4 separate regions of the Homo sapiens genome follow, and regions 2, 3 and 4 are each linked to region 1. The links are chromatin contacts, found by Hi-C or POLR2A ChIA-PET in ENCODE. All regions are on one chromosome and are shown on one strand. Each heading gives the region's core, a stretch centred on a gene start or an enhancer-like site at or near the end of the contact. The rest is flanking DNA. Distances are from core to core; before and after follow the strand shown.

The links. Hi-C counts contacts between places; a loop is a spot of excess contacts on that map. ChIA-PET counts read pairs that join two places held with the same protein, here RNA polymerase II (POLR2A). Pooled maps may share reads with other maps.
Region 2: a loop to region 1 is called in a map with no recorded cell type, with 9 times the contacts of the local background. The contact joins the enhancer-like site here to the promoter of ABL1 in region 1. A Hi-C loop is called at or near these places in 1 of 37 single-sample maps with no recorded cell type and 1 of 50 pooled maps. POLR2A ChIA-PET finds 5 or more read pairs at or near these places in 1 of 52 experiments (HEK293T).
Region 3: a loop to region 1 is called in a pooled map, with 3 times the contacts of the local background. The contact joins the promoter of GPR107 here to the promoter of ABL1 in region 1. A Hi-C loop is called at or near these places in 1 of 50 pooled maps. POLR2A ChIA-PET finds 5 or more read pairs at or near these places in 3 of 52 experiments (BJ and activated T-cell).
Region 4: a pooled map shows a loop between it and region 1 (4-fold over the local background). The contact joins the promoter of PRRC2B here to the promoter of ABL1 in region 1. A Hi-C loop is called at or near these places in 1 of 168 maps with a recorded cell type or tissue (posterior vena cava) and 3 of 50 pooled maps. POLR2A ChIA-PET finds 5 or more read pairs at or near these places in 3 of 52 experiments (WTC11, activated B cell and activated CD8-positive, alpha-beta memory T cell).

The regions. Positions count from the first base shown.
Region 1 is chr9:130,833,966-130,836,542 of GRCh38, forward strand. ABL1 (ABL proto-oncogene 1, non-receptor tyrosine kinase) reads left to right here and starts at 1,289. Exons shown (of 11, transcript NM_005157.6): 1 at 1,289-1,560. The coding sequence starts at 1,482. LOC124902287 (a long non-coding RNA gene) reads right to left here and starts at 863. Exons shown (of 2, transcript XR_007061822.1): 1 at 754-863; 2 at 1-500. RefSeq lists enhancers at 344-870, 513-562, 583-632, 871-1,396 and silencers at 1,033-1,342, 1,813-1,862.
Region 2 is chr9:129,887,266-129,889,842 of GRCh38, forward strand. It overlaps FNBP1 (formin binding protein 1), which reads right to left. Exons shown (of 17, transcript NM_015033.3): 17 at 1-2,577. Among named protein-coding and RNA genes, the nearest start is that of MIR6855, 19 kb to the left of the region's middle. RefSeq lists enhancers at 931-1,330, 1,661-1,750, 1,705-2,577. Within about 2 kb of position 1,271, at least 24 of the 41 ENCODE cell types and tissues checked have a DNase peak (open chromatin) inside an H3K27ac peak, as active enhancers do.
Region 3 is chr9:130,052,627-130,055,203 of GRCh38, forward strand. GPR107 (G protein-coupled receptor 107) reads left to right here and starts at 1,280. Exons shown (of 18, transcript NM_020960.5): 1 at 1,280-1,447. The coding sequence starts at 1,307. It also overlaps a transcript of FNBP1 not described here. RefSeq lists a silencer at 1,268-1,577.
Region 4 is chr9:131,392,798-131,395,374 of GRCh38, forward strand. PRRC2B (proline rich coiled-coil 2B) reads left to right here and starts at 1,289. Exons shown (of 32, transcript NM_013318.4): 1 at 1,289-1,466. RefSeq lists enhancers at 513-662, 1,789-2,550 and silencers at 1,133-1,322, 1,353-1,462, 1,693-1,982.

The DNA of each region.
Region 1 (2,577 bases), core at 39-2,538:
TTGGAATTTATTCTTGATGTGAAGGGTCAGCATCATCCACTGGTCGGGAGCCTGATCCTTGGAGCCAGGCAGACCTGGGTTGAGTCCATCTCCGCCTGTTTCCAGCTGTGGGCAAGGTGTCTGACTTCTCTGAGCATCTGTGGGGTTTGTTTGTTTTTAAACCTGAAGAATTGGGATAATCTGTTTCCTCACAGAATCATTACGCAGATGCAATACAGTTAATGAAGGTAACATGGCACATAGGAAGAGCACAATACACGTCAGCTCTTACTCTTCATGGCTAGAAGATGTGGACTAAACTTCCCCCTTTACAGTTTTGTGATTAACACCATTTATGAAAGAAATAAATGAAATAAATTCCTTTTCCTGTCATGAGGGGAACTTACCTGATTTTATTGAATTATTTGGTGCCATTGAGTTCCTTATTGTTTCCCTCTGACCTAGATTTCTGGGTGTGCGCCAGTAACACGACTGTGATTGTTGCTGCTTTATAACATTGTCTGTGGTCAGTCCAAACAAGAGTTTAAAATAATTGAATGAAATGGATTTTAAACAATGGTCCCCCCACCCTCACCCCGTGGCACTCGGCCAAAGGAAGAGGAAAAGTTCTCTGTTAAAGAAAATGAATCAGAGAAGAGGCCCAGACCGTGCCTCCGAAAATTCTCATTGTAGGGACTAAGTCCTCTCACTCTGAACTCACACCCGTCTGTTCGCAGCCTGACCTCATATCCTGGTCTGGATGTGCGGCCTCACCGGGGTGTCGTGCGCACGTGTGGTTGTCCTGTGGGTGCCAGCTCTGACTTCCTCCCCAGACACCCACTGCCTCAGCCTTAATCACAGGACGCGCGTTGAGTAGAAATGAGACCAGTTAGTATTGGTAACTGCAGAGGAATATGCATTTTCACCAGCGTTCTCGGGTCAGAGGGTTTGCCTGGCACCGCGTACTGGGAAACTCGCCAAAAGCGGTGCAGGTTGGAGACGCCCCAGGCCGCGGTGGAGTTGCGCGCGGCTTCTAAAGTGGAGTGGAGCAGGCCTGCACCCTCCCCGCCGGGGCTGGGACGGCGCTTCCAGGCGGAGAAAGACCTCCGCGGGCCGCGCGCGGCCTTCCCCCTGCGAGGATCGCCATTGGCCCGGGTTGGCTTTGGAAAGCGGCGGTGGCTTTGGGCCGGGCTCGGCCTCGGGAACGCCAGGGGCCCCTGGGTGCGGACGGGCGCGGCCAGGAGGGGGTTAAGGCGCAGGCGGCGGCGGGGCGGGGGCGGGCCTGGCGGGCGCCCTCTCCGGGCCCTTTGTTAACAGGCGCGTCCCGGCCAGGCGGAGACGCGGCCGCGGCCATGGGCGGGCGCGGGCGCGCGGGGCGGCGGTGAGGGCGGCTGGCGGGGCCGGGGGCGCCGGGGGGGCGCGCGGGCCGAGCCGGGCCTGAGCCGGGCCCGCGGACCGAGCTGGGAGAGGGGTTCCGGCCCCCGACGTGCTGGCGCGGGAAAATGTTGGAGATCTGCCTGAAGCTGGTGGGCTGCAAATCCAAGAAGGGGCTGTCCTCGTCCTCCAGCTGTTATCTGGAAGGTAAGCCCGGGCCGCACGGGTTGGGCTGAGTAGCCGCGCGCCCTCCCGCTGCTGCTGGGCCCTTCCTAGGCCTCGCCGCCCGCGCGCTCCCGCCTGCGCCCTCCCCGGGTCTTGTCTTTTTTTTCTTTCTTCCCTCTTCTCTTCTCTTCTCTTCAGTTCTCTTATATTCTGTCTCTCTTTCTTTCTCTCTGTGTCTGTCTCTTTTCTCTTCTCTTGTCTCTCTCTTTTTCTCTCTCTCTGTCTCTTTCTCTTTCTCGCGATGGCCCCTAGGCGCCGCCGGCGGAGCGTGGCCCCCAGCCCCGGCACCAGCCCCGGTAGAGCCACGCCGGATGGTGACGGCGGCGTCCGGGGCCCCACAGTGCGGGCTCCCCCGAAAAAGTTTGAGAAAGCCAACTCGCCAGGCCTTAACATCCCTGGGATCCCACGTTGTGGAATTTCCACCGTTAATTGGGACTGTGTGTTAAAAAGATCGACCCGTGTTTGTGAAAACATGCGATTTCCATTAAGCATCATGTACACAAGGAGCACCACTCTACCATTTATGGATACAGAATTTCAAGTGATCTTTCCATCTCCCCCACCCCCATCTTATCTACAGACCACGAAGAGGTCTTAGGAATTCGCTCTCTTTTCAGGGGAGGGGAGCCCATTTAAGAAGGCGTTTCCAAGGAGTCCCCCAGAGTACTGGGGTGTCATGTTCGTTTCCTTAAGTGAAGCTCAGGGCCAGGAGGGCTTCACTTTTGCGTTCTTTCTACCTACTCTCCTTCTCTAATTACATCTGTTTTATTTTATTTTTCTTTCCTGTTGTAGTCTTTAGTTTTATAAATGGAAAAAAAGTAAATTAAGGGTTATGGGTCTTCACTTTCGTAGCTTCTAGGTGGGTATGAAATTGATCTGATTTGAGACTGGTGCTCCCAGACCATTGCCTTCAGCAGAAAGGCTATCTGTGCTTCAGAGATGGAGTGGCACTTGGACTTCTCTGTTGTTTTCAACTAAGAATATAAGAGTAAAAATGTG
Region 2 (2,577 bases), core at 21-2,520, 950 kb before region 1:
TTGGTTTAATTCCATCTCCAGAGACAAACAGGCAACTCTAGGACCTTTACAGTGGCGATCGGCCTCACACAGCAAAATGCCTCCAAAGTTTAGAATTAGTGCAACACACATACGAACATTTTAAAGGTGCTCAACATCAGGTTAAAATAGAATTCTGGACCTTTTTAAAAAGTTTTTGGATGATATAAGCACAGGAGGCAGAGCCAATAAGAAACATGAAACCAATATTTCTGGAAAAACACTTAGCATGAACGTCACTTTTTGACGTCGTGTAAACTTTCTTCTGCAATGACGGATGTTACCAAAAGGCATCGAGACCTTTGCGCTGCGCTGGTTAGACAAGCCGCAGGCTTATCTCCACGGTGAGCAGGATAAAAACCCCCAAGGAACAGCCCATGACAACCTTCTGTGCCTTTTTATACTTTCCCATCCTACAAAGGAAAAACTGGGTAAAGGACAAGTTCCTCCCTTTCACTGCGTTTCTAAGAACTTTTCAGGGCAGGTTCTTTTAAAATTAGTCATCTTACAACACAACAGTATTCTAGCACGGTGGCGAAGTGACAGGCGGCAGATACGGGGGAGGAAGGAGACGTTCACGGGAAATTCCACATTCTACTCTATGTGAACTGCTCCAGAAAAATACAGACATGATTTCACAGTAGGATTCCCAGAGTAAATGATGATACATAGGACAACTGACCTCCTCTAAGAAGCCCGGCTGGGGCAGCAGTGAGCTTTTCATGGAGCCACGCAGACTGGCCCGGAAGCAACACCCAGGTTCAACATTTAAGAGCACTCGCTATAACATTCTTTTTGGACGCAGGTGGTGGAAAAGTTTAAAAAACAGGCGGAGGAGTGACGGGGGGATACAAGCATATCCTATACTGGGGGTGACGGTCATTCAAAGAGCAAATTACTGCAGCTTATATCTTTTCCACTATGTTGCAAGAAATGAATCTATCCTGACCCATAATATGAAAGATGTGACGCACATGCATTCCCGAGGCTCTAAAATCCCATTTTAAAGAACCGTTTCACATCCTCGTGGAGTGGAGAGTGGTCCACTTGACTTGGTGAGGTCAGAAGTTCCTGAAGATCCCTGTCGTCCCCGTTGGCGGGGGAGCCCATTGTGGAGCTGTGGGGACTGCCACACTCACCATGCACCTGTTGGTTTGCAGGGACAGAGGTGCGGCCCTGACTCTTCTCACCCTGTGTCATCCGGGCTTGTCTTTCGTCTGTCAAGTCAGTCCTCCTGCGTGACTGATGGGTGCACCACGCTTAGGTCACCCGTTGCAGGGACCGGAAGTCCATGGCTCTGCCGCAACCCTGAGCGGTTTGCAGTCCCCCCCGGGGAAGAAGCAGTCAGAGAGGCTCACGCTCACCTACTTTAAAAACCCAAAGCCACTTCCTCTTCACCTGCCTGGGCCTCAGCGTCTCTGCGCTTGTGGTTTCTCGTCCCCGAGGGCTGACTGAGCTGCTCCGGAAGGGTGGTGTGTGGTCAACCTTGGTTGGCTGAGAGGAGCAATTTCCTGGTTTCCACAAGTAAAGACAGCCCCATCCCTTGGGACCTGTCCTTTCCGTCCCTGTCCCTTTGGCTTCTATAGGACTTCCTTGTCTTAGATTCATAAACAGCAAGAGGAACTGAGGATGCTTGAGGGGACCACCTAGTTACCAAAGCCAAGCAAAGAATAAAGCTGCCCGACGTCATCCCCAGGCTTCCGTGGCGCTCTCGGTCACAGGAGCTCTAGGCCAATGGTTCCTCTTGACTGTTTCTGCACCAAATGAGAGGAGGGGCTGCTCTGCTCTAAGGCGTGGCGGGGGGGGGGGGTGGTGGCCACAGATTAGGGGACCTCAGGTTTTCCTCAAAAACCCACACAGGGAAAGAAACTTGGCTCTAAAAGCAAACTCAACGAATTCCACATGCCCTGAAGAGCACGTGATAAAATACAAGGGTGGTGGCGGCGGGATCCCTCAAAGGACCACGAGAGGCACGGGGTCTTTGGTGATGAAAGTGCTAACCTCGGCGGGGTGCGGTAGCTCACACCTGTAATCTCAGCACTTTGGGAGGCTGAGGCGGGCGGATCACCTGAGGTCAGGAGTTTGAGACCAGCCTGACCAACACGGTGAAACCCTGTCTCTACTAAAAATACAAACATTAGCCGGGCGTGGTGGTGCACGCCTGTAATCACAGCTATTTGGGAGGCTGAGGCAGGAGAATCGCTGGAACCCAGGAGGTGGAGGTTGTAGTGAGCCGAGATCATGCCACTGCACTCCAGTCTGAACAATAGAGCGAGACTCCCGTCTCAAAAAAAAAAAAAAAACAACAACAAAAAAGGAAGTGCTACCCTTTTCAGATGCTAATCCTGGGGCTCCTGGAAAGGAGAGGATGTTCGCTTTGCAATGAGCTGGTGCAGAGGGGAGGGCCTCGCTCACAAGCGCATGATCTACAGTTCTCAGGGACAGGAAAGTGATGGGGAGGACAGGCGTGGGCTCCTCATGGCCGGTGGACACAGGCGAGTCAACAAGGCGAGCTGGAATTCGACTTCCAGTGTGGACCTCCCCAGGCCACTGAAAACA
Region 3 (2,577 bases), core at 30-2,529, 780 kb before region 1:
TTTTGCCATGTTGCCCAGGCTGGTCCCGAACAACTGACTTTCAAGTGATCCGCCCGCCTCGGCGTTCCAAAGTGCTGGGATTCAGGCGCGAATCACCACCCTGCCAGGCCTCATTTCGTTTTTAGTACAGTATTATATTCAAATTTAAAACCAGAGATTTTCAAAGATGCCACTTAACTTTAAAAGATAAAAAGTACTCCAAAGCAGGTTGGGCGCAGTGACTCACGCCTGTAATCCCAGCACTTTGGGAGGCCGAGGCGGGAGGATAACTTGAGGTCAGGAGTTCGAGACCAGCCTGGCCAACATGGGAGAAACCCCGTGTCTACTAAAAATACAAAAATTAGCCGGGCGTGGTGGCGCAGGCCTGTAATTCTAGTTACTCCAGAGGCTGAGGCAGGAGAATCGCTTGAACCCAGAAGGCGGAGGTTGCAGTGAGCTGAGATCGTGCCATTGCACTCCAGCCTGGGTGACAAGAGCTAGACTCCGTCTCAAAAAAAAGAAGTTCCTATAATTTCTGAAAGAAGCAAAGAAAGTTTCCATACAGAATTAAGAGAAAAATGTTAAGACCCAGACTTGGGGTTGGATGAAATAGCATGAGGCAACAGAACACAGGAGTTAAGAGCTTCCGTGTGATTCCCAGCTCAACCTGGAGCAAATGACTTATTTCTCAGAGCCTCAGTTTGCTTACCTGTAAAGTAGGAATAATGATAATACGTACCTCCTAGCTCATCAAATTGTTCCAAAAATTAAATACAACAAAAGGCCTAACAAATTGCCTCATAAGGGCTCAATCAATCGTATTATTGCAACCATTTCGCTTGTATTTGAGTGTGAAGCGCCTAGAAAACCACAGGACCCCTACGGCGAGCCGGGAATTTTTAGATATTTTCCTCCGAGTCAACGCTCAGTGAAATCAGTTCAATCAGTGGCCCGACACCGTGCGGCTGACACAGCTTATCCCCCGACCCTGAGATCAGGGGTCCCCGGAGCCCAAGGTCGCTTCCAAAGCTCAGCGAGGCGGAGGTGCGGCCCGGGCTGGTCTGGTTCGGCCACCGTTGTTATGGCAACCGCCAATAGGTTGGCTTCATCTCTAACTGAAAGTCTGCACAGGAGCGGCCGATCGAAGGGCCCCGAGGTGGGCAGCACAGGCTCCTCGACGACTTCCTAGGTCGCAATCTCCAGGAAAACGACCACAGGGTCAGCGGAGCTAGCCGCCGAGCCCCGCTCCCCGGGCCCTTCCGGCGGCTGCGCCCTTTCACCCCGGACGTGGGCGGGAGAGGAAGCGGCTGGTGATGCTGGAACAAACATGGCCGCTCTGGCGCCCGTCGGCTCCCCCGCCTCCCGCGGTCCTAGGCTGGCCGCGGGCCTCCGGCTGCTCCCAATGCTGGGTTTGCTGCAGTTGCTGGCCGAGCCTGGCCTGGGCCGCGTCCATCACCTGGCACTCAAGGTAAAGCTTGGCAAGGCCGGGCCGGGGGGCGGAGGCCGAGGCCACTCCCCGGGTTTTAGGGCAACTTTGGCCCATTGGGGACCTCTGAGCCACTGGACCACCTCTTTGCCCCTGGCTGCGGCCTTTCACTGACAGGTGGCGGGGTCTGTGGGGAAGGCGGGTCTGGGCGGCGCTGGGGTCTTCGGGCTGACCGGCACGGGGCGGGAAGACTCGAGCTGAGGGAGGGGAAGGGGCTGAACTGTGGCGTTGCCCCCACGGACTCGGGAGGCTGCTCTTAAATCCCTGCTGGCTTCCCTGAATTCCTCACTCAGGGCAGCCCGATCGCCTTTCTTCTTTCTCCCCTCCAGCTTTTATGCTGGCTTTCCTTGTCCGCGGTCTCCGCTCTTCTGTGCCCTTGTACTGTACCGGCGGTTTGAAGGTACTTGGAACCTTAGCCTCAGTTTCCCATTTCGGTTTAGGGCGCTCTCTGGAGCGAGACTCTAGAGAAGGAATTTCAAATCTTGCTTAAAACACGTGACTGAGAATGTAAAGCCAGCATTAAGGTGTGTCTCTAATCAAAGGGCCTGCTTTTTCTTCCTCTATCCAGCCATTGTCTAGGGAAGAGAGATTTTTGATAAACCTAGAATGATACTCTGGATCTTGCTTTGTAACTAGCAGAGAAAAGACCTCTAAGGCTGAAACGCACCCTAAGGTGGTTCAGCAGTTTACTATATCTGGGAAATTGTCCAGGTGCTGTGGCTCATGCCTGTAATCCCAACACTGGGAGGCCTATGCAGGAGGATTGTTTGAGCCCAGGAGTTCGAGACCAGCCTAGTCAACGTGCTAAGGACCCCCTCCCCAAACCTGTCTCTACAAAAAATTAAAAATTAACCAGGTGTGGTGGCAAACGCCTGCAGCTTCTGGGGAGGCTGAGGCTGGAGGATCACTTGAGCCTAGGAGGTTGAGACTGCAGTGAGCCGTGATTACTCATTGCATTCCAGCCTGAGGAACAGAGCAAGACCCTTTCTCAAAACATATAAACAAAATTAGAGACATAGAAAAGTAAATTGTTATGACCCAAACTCTTGTACATTATTTTCATACCATACAGTCTTCTAAGAAGTGGAACTGTAGGCGGGGCGCGGTGGCTC
Region 4 (2,577 bases), core at 39-2,538, 560 kb after region 1:
AGCTACTCAGGAGGCTGGGGCAGGAGAATCGCTTGAATCTAGGAGTTGGAGGTTGCAGTGAGCAGAGATTGCGGATTGTGCCACTGCACTCCAGCCTGGGGGACAGAGCGAGACTGTCTCAAAAAAAAAAAAAAAGAAAAAAGAAAAAAAGGATAACACTGAAAATGACCATGGATAAAATGTAGGAAAATTCAGAGAATTATAAATAAGGCTATAAAAGTATCCAGAATTCTACTCCCCAAAAACTAAGCTTTGTTCACCAGCCTCAGTTCTGGAGTTAGGCTGAAGTGGGTTAATTTTCCTTCTGGGTCCAGCAGTGTGGCCTGGGGCACATTCTCTCAAAGCCTCCTTTGTCTCACCTGTGAATTAGAACAATAATATCTGCCCCTGGGTTAGGATTAAGTGAGACAAACCACGTGCTTTAGCATAGGGCATGGCCCGCAGCTGGTGCTTAGAGCAACCGTGACTGGAAGAGGGTGGGATGATTTGGGTGCCAGGCCCTAACATTTTTTTTTTGTATTTGCTTTTTGAAATTGCTTTTATAGTTGGTTAGGTGTCTAAAAAAGTAAGAACCCTCCTCCGCTCTCCCAACCTCAAACCACGGAGGTAACCAAGACAGGAGTGCAGTCTCCCGGACCTTTTGTTTTGCAATCACACAAACACACAACACTCAAGAGGAGGGGCTTATTAGTTTTCATTTTGTAAAAATGGGACAAAGTACCCATATTGTGCAACAACCTTGCTTTTGAAATGAAAAAAGTATTATTTCTGCTTCCTTTCCGTTCATATACCGTATACATATTTTAACAAAATCCGGGCTTAGTCTGTTCTGAGGCGCTGCAGTTTTGAAGGGGGAGGGGGCGGAGATCCGGGCTCGCTCCCCCGTCACTGCCCCCTCCATCCCTTCCCCCTCTTTCCGGGCGCCCTTCCCCCGGGCCCAGGCCGGGCCCATGCCCTTCCCAGGCCCCTTCTCTTGGCTCCTGGCCCCTCCTCCGGGTCTCCTCCCCGATCCCCGCTCTGCCCCGTTCTCTCCCGCCTCTCCCGCCGTCCCCGGGCCCCTCCCCACTCCCAGCCCCCTCCCAGCCCCCTCCCGCCGCTCCCCGCCCCTCCCCCCTGGCCCCAGCCCTCGCCCGGCCCCCGGGCCGATCCCAAGGCCGCCGCTCCCGGGAGGCGCGGCAGGGGGCGCTGCGCGGGCCCAGGTTGCGGGCGGCGGCGGGAGGAGGAGGACGAGGAGGCGGGGGCGGCGGCAGGCGGGGGGCGGGGAGCCGAGCGCGAGGGAGCGAGCGGCGAGACAGGCGCCGAGGCTCCACCGCGCAGCGACGAGCGAGCCCGGGAGGAGGGAGGGAGCGAGCGAGCGAGCAGCCCGCGCCGCCGCCTCGCAATCCGCCGCCATCCCGCCGCCCCCGTGCCCGACCGCCGCCCGACTGCCATCGCCCGGCCCGGCCGCGCCCGCGGAACCAGACCAGGTGGGTCGGGGCCGGGGCCGGGGCCGGGGCGTGGGGGCGGCGGCGCTAAGATGGAGGCGGCGCGGCCCGGCCGGGCTTTGTCTCCCGCGGCCGCCGCCGGGGGCCCGGGGGCCCTGCGGCCCTGCCCGACCTTTGTCCGCGAGCGCGGCCGCCGCCGCCTCCTTCCCGCCGGGCGCGGGGCTGCGGGGCTGGGAGGCCGCGGGGCCTGGGGGCGGCGGGCCCGGGCGCGCTCGCCATTGTTGTGGCGGCGCCGCGCGGCCTCAGGCTCGGGCGGGGTCCAGGGGCCGCGCGACTCCCTCAGGGCTCGCCCGCCACCCCCGTACCCCCGAGGCCGGGCCGGGCTGCAGAGGCCGGAGGGGCGGGGGTCCCGGGCCCGCAGCCGGGTCTCGGGGTTCTGGGGCCGGCGTCTTTGCTCCCCGCCCCGCCCAATTGACGGAGCAGCGCGCCCGAGGCGGGATCCTGCGGGGTCGGGCCTTGGGTCCGGGGCGCTGAGCGGCGTTCGCGGGGCCGTTCCTGGCGCGGGGTGGGCCGGGCCCCGGCGGCGCTAAAGTTGGCGGCTGGGGGAGGGAGGCGAGCGGCCGCCCAGTCTCGGTGTGAGTGCGGGAACCAGAGGGTTATTTTCGAAATGCTGAATGCTCCATGCTAAAAATGTTTAATAATAAACAGGATGTCGCCACTCGGGGCCTGCCAGATGGGGTTTTTTTTTTTTTCCTCCTCTTTTGCCTCCCCTCAACCCCCAGGAGAGAAATTCAGCCCTGTTGAAACTGTGGGCCTCTGAAGAGTGGATTTGCCTTAAGAGGTGGATTTTTTTCCTTTTTCTTTTTTCCTCCTTCTAAATATCGTGGGAGGTCGGAGCCCACCTTTAGGCAAGAATTGGAGGTGTTTTCAGTGGTGAGCTTGAAGGAAGTGGGAGAAGGGGGGCTGGGGAGTGTCTTTTGCTAAATGGCTTCCTGGGAGAAATCTTTAAATGCCTTTGGTTTACAGGACTGTTAAACTTTCCCTAAGATTTTTTTTTTCTTTAAGGTTTAGTGTGCATTTGATGTGGCTTTGTACAGTGTCATCCAGTTTGGTTTTTGTAACCAATTGTGTGCGGTCTTAGCATGGTTTTTCC